Linked DNA regions of Homo sapiens: region 1 is linked to region 2. A link is an interaction called in ENCODE POLR2A ChIA-PET data of the cell type or tissue named here. Cell type or tissue: PC-9. All regions are shown on one strand.

Region 1 (4,000 bases), 55 kb before region 2:
CGAGCACGAGCACCTGCTGACTGGGAAGGATGGATGGGGCCCTCTCAACAGCAGACCCTCTTTCTTTTGTGCCAGAATTTTTTTTTTTTTTTTTTTTTGGAGACGAGTCTCACTCTGTTGCCCAGGCTGGATGGCAATGGCACAATCTCACTCACTGCAGCCTCTGCCTCCTGGGTTTAAGTGATTCTCCTGCCTTAGCCTCCCTTGTAGCTGGGAGTACAGGCACCCGCGACCACATCTGACTAATTTTGGTATTTTTAGTAAAAACATGGTTTCACCATGTTGGCCAGCCTGGCCTGAACCCCTGACCTCAAGTGATCCACTCGCCTCAGCCTCCCAGAGGGCTGTGATTAGAGGTGTGAGCCACTGTGCCTGGCCCCTTTGTGCCAGAATGTTCTTCCAGCTCATTCATAGACACGCCTCTCTCCCCTGTGGGCTGGGAGCTGCTCTGGGACAGGACCCCATGTCCATTCACTGCACATGGCTTCTTGGTTGCTGACAGCAATCCAGGTACTACGACGGGGGCTGGGGCTGGGCAATGAGAGGCCAGTAAAGGCTTCTCAGAGGGCATTGACTAGGAAGTACAGGAGTTAACTTAAGAAGTGGGGAGGATCATCTGCCCAGGTCTCTAGAAGGCTGCTAACGGAGGCTTCTAAGGAACTGGAGTGGCAGAAGGTGTCGGAAGGTGACAGCAGGGGATGATGGCATCTCTGGTGTGAAGAGAGTGTGATGGGGATGGAGGGGCAGCAGGGGGGCCATTTCTGTGGAAGCCCTGGCTGGGGTTCTATGTGCATGGGTGGGGCGGGGGTATCCAGGGAGCCCTAGATTCTTCTTTAAGCCCTAGCACTGCCAACAGCCCTGGTCAGGGAGGGTCCAGTCACTGTCTGAGATGAGGAGGCCTGGGGTGGCAGGTCTCCGGGGCTGAGCATGCCCCTGGGGAGCTTTTGTGGGGGTTGGACAGGAGGATTCAGGCTCAAGGTGAGCCCAGCCACCATCCCAACTGCTCCAGACCTGCACCTGCCCAGATGCCCTCTGGGGAGCTGGCACTCAGGGGTCCATGCAGGGCAGTGGCCTGCAGACAGACGATGGCGACCGTGGGCTTCCCCAAGACTACAGGGCGGCCTCTGCAGGGTCTCTCTGGGCTGATGGGGCCTATCTCCTCTCAATGACCCTCCTGATGCCTCCTGGGGCCTTGGCCTGCCTGTGATGCAGCCAGTTCCATGGAGTGGGTGAGAATCTCCCCAGAAACACCTGCTGTTTGTAAAGCGCCCCGCAGGGCACGGCGGGACAACACCCACACGAGGCAGCAAATCACACCCTGTCCTTCAGTTAAACGTCGCCACTCCCTGATCTCTGCCTCCCATTTGTCAACGTGCTTTAACCTGACCGCAGTGGTGGAGCTATAGCTTGGACTTCTCCCTCCAAAGTGTCTGCACAAAATAAAGGCTCAAGAAATACCCACTGTTTGGGCTGAGACATTCTGGGCCAAGGATCAGGGAAGAAGGGACAAGATTCCTGAAGCCCCCGACCCCCTCCCCACCGGGGGGCCTGACGGCTTCCTTCCCTTCATGACCTTGCCCAGATCGAGCTGGGATCTAGGCAGTGGGGTTACGAGAATGAGTGGGGCGAGTGGAGCCGGGATAAGCCCATAAACCATGAGCCTGACAGAGGATGGCGGCAGGGGCAGAATCGGGCGGTGTCTGGGGAGACTTGGGGAGGGGCTGTGGACCCAGATGCATGTGTGTTCGGGCAGGTGGAAGAGAGTGCACAGCTTTTGTCTGATTCCCAGATGTCTGCACCCCAAGAAGGCTATGAGCCATCAGGCTGGTCCTTCAGAGAACATGCTGGTAAAGACCTGCCTGAGGGGAAACAGCTGGGGCCCCTTCTGGTGGGACACATTCCCCGGGAGATAGCATCATCCAAACCTCCACAGCCACTACCCCACAGACTCCCACACCTGCCACCTGCCTAGCTCGTCCCCAGCCCAGACCTGCACCAGCTCCGCCAGTTCCACCAGGACTCTGCCCAGCACCTTCCTCCTCCTCCTACCCCAGCTAGCTGATTCCACAGCCTCCAATCTGTGCCCTCCCCTCCTCCCTGTCCTCATTTTACACAGCCTCCAGTCTGTGCCTTCCCCTCCCACTCCGTCCTCATTCTACAGCCTCCAATCTACTCTCCCCACCCCACTCCATCCTCATTCTACAGCCTCCGATCTACATTCCCCACCCACCTCATCCTCATTCTACAGCCTCCAATCTACCCTCCCCACCCGTCCTGTCCTCATTCTACACAGCCTCCAATCTACCCTCCCCACCCGTCCTGTCCTCATTCTACACAGCCTCCAATCTACCCTCCCCACCCACCCCATCCTCATTCTACAGCCTCCAATCTGTGCCCTCTCCACCCATCCCATCCTCATTCTACACAGCCTCCAATCTACGCTCCCATCCACCCCATCCTCATTCTACAGCATCCAATCTACTCTCCCCACCTACCCCATCCTCATTCTACACAGCCTCCAATCTGTGCCCTCTCCACCCACCCCATCCTCATTCTACACAGCCTCCAATCTACCCTCCCCACCCCATCCTCATTCTACAGCCTCCAACCTGTGCACTCTCCACCCACCCCATCCTCATTCTACACAGCCTCCAATCTATCCTCCCCACCCACCCCACCCTCATTCTACACAGCCTCCAATCTACCCTCCCCACCCACCCCATCCTCATTCTACAGCCTCCAATCTACCCTCCCCACCTCATCCTCATTCTACAGCCTCCAGTATACCCTCCCCACCCACCCTGTCCTCATTCTACACAGTCTCCAATCTGTGCTCTCCCCACCCACCCCATCCTCATTCTACAAAGCCTCCAATCTACCCTCCCCACCCACCCCATCCTCATTCTACACAGCCTCCAATCTGTGCCCTCTCCACCCACCCCATCCTCATTCTGCACAGGCTTCAATCTGCGCCCCACCCCCAACCCCCGACTCCATCCTGGTTGGTGCCTGGAGGGGCTCCCTGCCTCAGCCTGCCTCCTTCAGCCGGGGGGATCTGAGCTCCACATGTTCCTGCAGGGAGCCCTCTGGAATAGGACTCAGCCAGGAAAAGAAATGAGGCTGACACGGGCCTCAGCATGGATGAGCCTTGAGGACGTCACGTTCAGTGAGAGACGCCAGACACCAAAGGCCACACAGGGAAGGTTTGACCCCATTTCTATGCAATGTCCAGGACACGCCCATCCACAGAGACAGGAGGGGGATGCGTGGCTGCCATGTGCTGGGAAGGAGAATGACTCTGATGGGAACAGAGTTTATTTTCAGGGGATGAAAATGTTCTGGAAGCAGAGGTCTGGCTGCACACCTCTGAGAAAGTACTCCATGCAGCTGAATTGTGAGCTTAAAATGCTGTGCTTTATGGAATTTTATCTCAGTTTTTAAACATTGCCAAAAAGGGTCAGGCATGGTGGCACACGCCTGTAATCCCAGCTACTCAGGAGGCTGAGGGAGGAGAATCGCTTGAACCCAGGAGGCGGAGGCTGCAGTGAGCCAAGATTGCTCCACTGCACTACAGCCCGGGCAAAAGATGGAGACTCCATCTCAAAAAAAAAAAAAAAAAAATTGCCAAAAAGCCCTTTGGTGAGTTCGTCTCACCCTTAGGGGAGGGTGGAGCCCCTTGGGGCCTTCCTGGGCCCTGGTCCACGCTCCGCACCCTCTGAGCTGCTTCTCCTTTTCCTGGGACCTTGCCCCGCACAGGCTCCCCCCGTCTCCCCCAGACCTTCTCAGTCTCTGCATCAGTGCACTTCCTTGGGGAGCACTCCCACCCCAGCGACCCTGCCACCCCCCACCTGCACGTGCATGAGTCTCCCTGCTGGTCTGTCTTCCCCTCCAGGGGTGCAGCCCTCGTTCCCTGCCTTCCAAAGCAGCTCCTGAGGCCACAGGGCAGGCCAACGGCAGCCGGAAATGCCATCCCCACCCCGAGTCTCACCTCCAGATGGTG
Region 2 (4,000 bases):
GTGGAATGATTATCTCTCAGTGGGCTCGCGGGGAGACATGCTGGGTCTCGGGAGAGGCCCGGGCGTGAAGGAATGAAAATCCATCCTGGTCACCTGTGCTGTTGGCTTGCTGTCCAGCCGGGGAGATGCTTGGCCTTCACTGGAAGTTCCAGAGCCTCGGGATGTGGGAGGTGCAGGTGAAAGGGTGAATGGCACGCCCTTCCCCAAAGAATATCCCACTCTCTCCTCCCACTCAGGACACTCTGGGTCCGCAAAGCAGCCACCGTGAGTGGCCGCCGCGGTGTCACATCTCCCACCACCCCACTCCCGCCCTCGTCACTTAGCACACTCCTTGACCTGACTGGACTGGCCAGGCAAATATTTGTTTTACAGAAATCTAAACATGGCCGCAGTGACCCAGTTCTGCGAGAGCCAGTGGTCTGGAAAGGGTGGCACCGGGGCTGGTCTCGCTTCCCTTTGTGGGCTCCGAGTGACTGCCGACCTTGCCAGAAGCCCTGTCCTCCGGGACCAACAGCTTGGCTTGGGGAAGTCGCTGCTTGCTTGGAGGAAGTGGGAAAACCCGCGGGAGTGGACAGCAGGGACTGGGTGTGAGAGAAGTAAAGGGCAGAGATGAGTGGGCCGCCTTGACTCTGCAGTGTGCCAGTTCCCAGAAGACTCTGCCTCTTGCCAAGAGGAGACCCCACAGGGTAACCACTGCAAGAGAAAGGGCCCCAGCCTGCTTTGAGAGGGAAGGGGAGAAAGAGCTGCAAGGATGTCAACGAGCGCCTTTGAAAGATCAGGACTTGGCCGGGCACAGTGGCTCATGCCTGTAATCTCAGCACTTCGGGAGGCCAAGGCAGGAGGATCATGAGATCAGCAGATCGAGACCATCCTGGCTAACACGGTGAAACCCCATCTCTACCAAAAATACAAAAAATTAGCCGGGCGTGGTAGCGGGCGCCTGTAGTCCCAGCTACTCGGGAGGCTGAGGCAGGAGAATGGCGTGAACCCGGGAGGCGGAGCTTGCAGTGAGCCGAGATCGTGCCACTGCACTCCAGCCTGGGCGACAGAGTGAGACTCTGTCTCAGAAAAAAGAAAAAAAAAAAAGAAAGAAAGATCACGACCTGCAATTGTCACCTCATTTGGGCCTTACTTGGGCTTGTGACAGCCCATTCTACAGGTGGGGAAACTGAAGCTGGGAGGTCACTGGAGCTTGCTCCCAATCAGAGCCGAGTGAATGAGCAAAAGGGGTTCAGTGGAGGCAGCCCGGCCCCCGGCCTCCCACTGACATGCTGTGTGATAAGCCCAGCAATTACAGCAGGAAAAGTCACAGAGTGCAGCCCAGAGAACTGCCCGTGCCGTGCTCTGCGAGACACCCGTGTCCTGTGGGAAGGTCCCGTAAGCCAAGGAGAGTAGAAGCCACCTCAGCAAGGGACATACGAAAGGCTCATGGGGCGGAAGACCCCTTGGGAAGGTGGCTTCTGAGTATCACGGCTGTGGGCTGATTTCTGGAGGTCCCTCTCCAACTCGACCCCAAAGAAATGACAGGGGAAAATGCTTCCCTTGTTTCATCCTACTCCATCCAGGCAGGGCCAGCGTGTCCTGCCCTCCAGCCAGAAGGGGCGCAGTTTGTTAGTTCAGCTCCTCCTGAGACAGAAATAAAGACACGAACCAAAGGACATCAGCACTTACAGGGCTCTCAGGTCACACACAGGATGTCCGCGCCCACTGCAGAGCTGCAGGTCCCCTCCAGGGCAGTGGGGAGCCACAAGCAGCGTTAGGCAGCGGCTGGGACCAGGACCGCCTGAGCACTCAAGAACCCCCACTGCCCCAAGCACTGCTGGCAGCAAGCCCAGAAAACTGAGCCCGGGGAGCTCCTCTGAGCGGCCTAAGCACCCCTCTAAGCTGTGCTGCCCCAATTCAAGCCTGGCTCACGGCAGCAAAGAAAAAATGTGACCTTCGGAGCTCCCAAAGGGGCCACCCATAAGCTGAGAGCCTGCCCGGAAGCACTTATAGACCCGCGTGGCTTGTTTTCATTGCAAAGAACAATAAAAATTATCTTGCCTCTGATCACCACTGATAGCCCAAGAAGCAAAAATTCGATCCCGGAGATGAGAAATGAAATGAAACATCGCGAGAAACTTCCAGGAATCTTCTGGATGTGGCTAGACTCTTTAGCTTGAGCTTCCAGACAGGCCGAGGCTTGGTGCTGGAGCCTGGCCCTCCGCTGACCTCTCTTCTACCCGGGGGCACAGCCCGGATTGCAGAGAGGCTGGCGCAAGAGTGAGGGAGCGAGGGCTAGCCTGTGATGGGCTTTCTCCACCTAGCACCACCCTATGCTGTGGCTCAGGGGAGTCAAGAGTTTACACAGCTGCAGAGATGGATTCCAGGCCACTTACTCAAGTCTACCTACTCCTTCCTTCGGCCAATCAGCTGGGTGCCTCTGCGGCCTGTGACACCACCAGCAAACAGCTCCAGACCTCCTAGCATGGTCTCTGTCAAGGCTGGGTGGCAGATCTGTGATCTCCTTTTTAAATTTTTCATTTTTTTTAAGAGATGGGGTCTTGCTATATTGCCCAGGCTGGTCTCAAACTCCTGGGCTCCAGCGATCCTGCCACCTCGGTCTAGCAAATAGCTGGGATGAGAGGGGTGCAAGCCACCGTGCCCAGCTCCAAAGCTCTGTGATGTCTGTGTCTGAGCTGGTGCTTTGGTGGCGAGCGGGGGCGGGGGAGTAGTTGGAGATGGGGGAAGTATTTGGACGCCTAGAAGGAACTGTAGATTCAGTGCTGACTGCAGTTCTGAGTTCAGGCCGACCACAAGGTGATAAGGCAGAAAGAAAGGTGGGAGCCCCTGGCTGGCGTGGGGCAAGGGGCGTATGGGGGTGGTGAGGACAGGGTCCTACCCATGCGCTGGATGGGGAAATGCCTCAAGGTGGACTTTGGGCAGCCGGCCCAGGCCAGGCAAGTGCCCCTGCAAGTGGGGGCTGCCGGGGAAACAGCATGCCACCCTCTGTCCTACCCAAACTGCCCCCAGCACTGCCTGGGCCTTTAGCTTTGATGAGCAACCTTTACAGAGTCACCCAGCAGCCTGTGCCCAGGTGGGACATTAAGTGTGTGCAGATAAGGGAAGGGACACAGATCCCCTTCAGTAACTGACCCCTAAGGCATGTGCCCACCAGACGCTGGGACCACCCGGTTTTAGAGCCCATGGCTGGGCCAATCATAGCCCTTCACACCGTCCCCGTCTTCCCCGGTCCATTCTTCAATTCCCTTCCCAGCTGAGCATGCTCCATTGAAGCAAACAAGCCTAAGAGTATTAGAAAATTGAATACTGAGAAAGGTTCGCAGGGTCGAGGAATTCCTACCGCCTTTTCATCTCGTGCCAGGCCCTGAGACATGGAGTTTACTGACTGCCCCGGGGGGTGCGTGTCTAACCACATTCCATCCACACCTGATTTTAGGGCACTTCTTCAGTTCTGGGATCCTCCTCATTTTCAGGACCAAAATAATGGGCTCACACCTGTAATCCCAGCACTTTGGGAGGCCGAGGCGGGCAGATCACAAGGTCAGGTGATCGAGACCATCCTGGCTAATGTGGTGAAACCCCGTCTCTACTAAAAATACAAAAATTAGCCAGGTGTGGTGACACGCACCTGTACTCCCAGCTACTTGGGAGGCTGAGGCAGAAGAATCGCTTGAACCCGGGAGATGGAGGTTGCAGGGAGCCAAGATCGTGCCACTGCACTCCAGCCTGGGTAACAGAGCAAGACTCCGTCTTAAATAAATAAATAAATAAATAAATAAATAAATAAATAAATAAAAATGGACTCAGTGAGGTTGAATGGCCTGTCCAATGTCACCCAGAGAGGAAGGGGAGTGGAGCCCCAGTCTCTTGGAGCCCAAAACCCACATCCTTACACTGAGATCAGCAGTTCTTACCCAGGAGTGATTCTGCCCCCAGCAAACACTTGGTGACATCTGGAGACATCTGTGGTTGTCTCAACTGAGGGGAGCTCCTGGCA

The links. ChIA-PET counts read pairs that join two places held together with the same protein. Peaks named below come from ENCODE experiments on the same cell type or tissue, not always from the same donor. Only the 100,000 strongest peaks of a DNase experiment are listed, where the experiment ranks them.
Region 1: POLR2A ChIA-PET joins it to region 2 with 8 read pairs; 10 of 35 experiments call an interaction of 5 or more read pairs at or near these places.

Annotation. Positions count from the first base shown.
Region 1 is chr19:4,660,888-4,664,887 of GRCh38, forward strand. It overlaps MYDGF (myeloid derived growth factor), which reads right to left. Exons shown (of 6, transcript NM_019107.4): 3 at 3,989-4,000. Among named protein-coding and RNA genes, the nearest start is that of MYDGF, 7.5 kb to the right of the region's middle. RefSeq lists enhancers at 1-281, 583-1,353. In PC-9, no CTCF peak of the experiment used is centred here; no DNase peak of the experiment used is centred here.
Region 2 is chr19:4,715,572-4,719,571 of GRCh38, forward strand. All of the region lies in intron 3 of DPP9 (dipeptidyl peptidase 9), which reads right to left. Among named protein-coding and RNA genes, the nearest start is that of DPP9, 6.3 kb to the right of the region's middle. In PC-9, no CTCF peak of the experiment used is centred here; a DNase peak (open chromatin) is centred at 2,240; H3K27ac peaks cover 1,929 bases.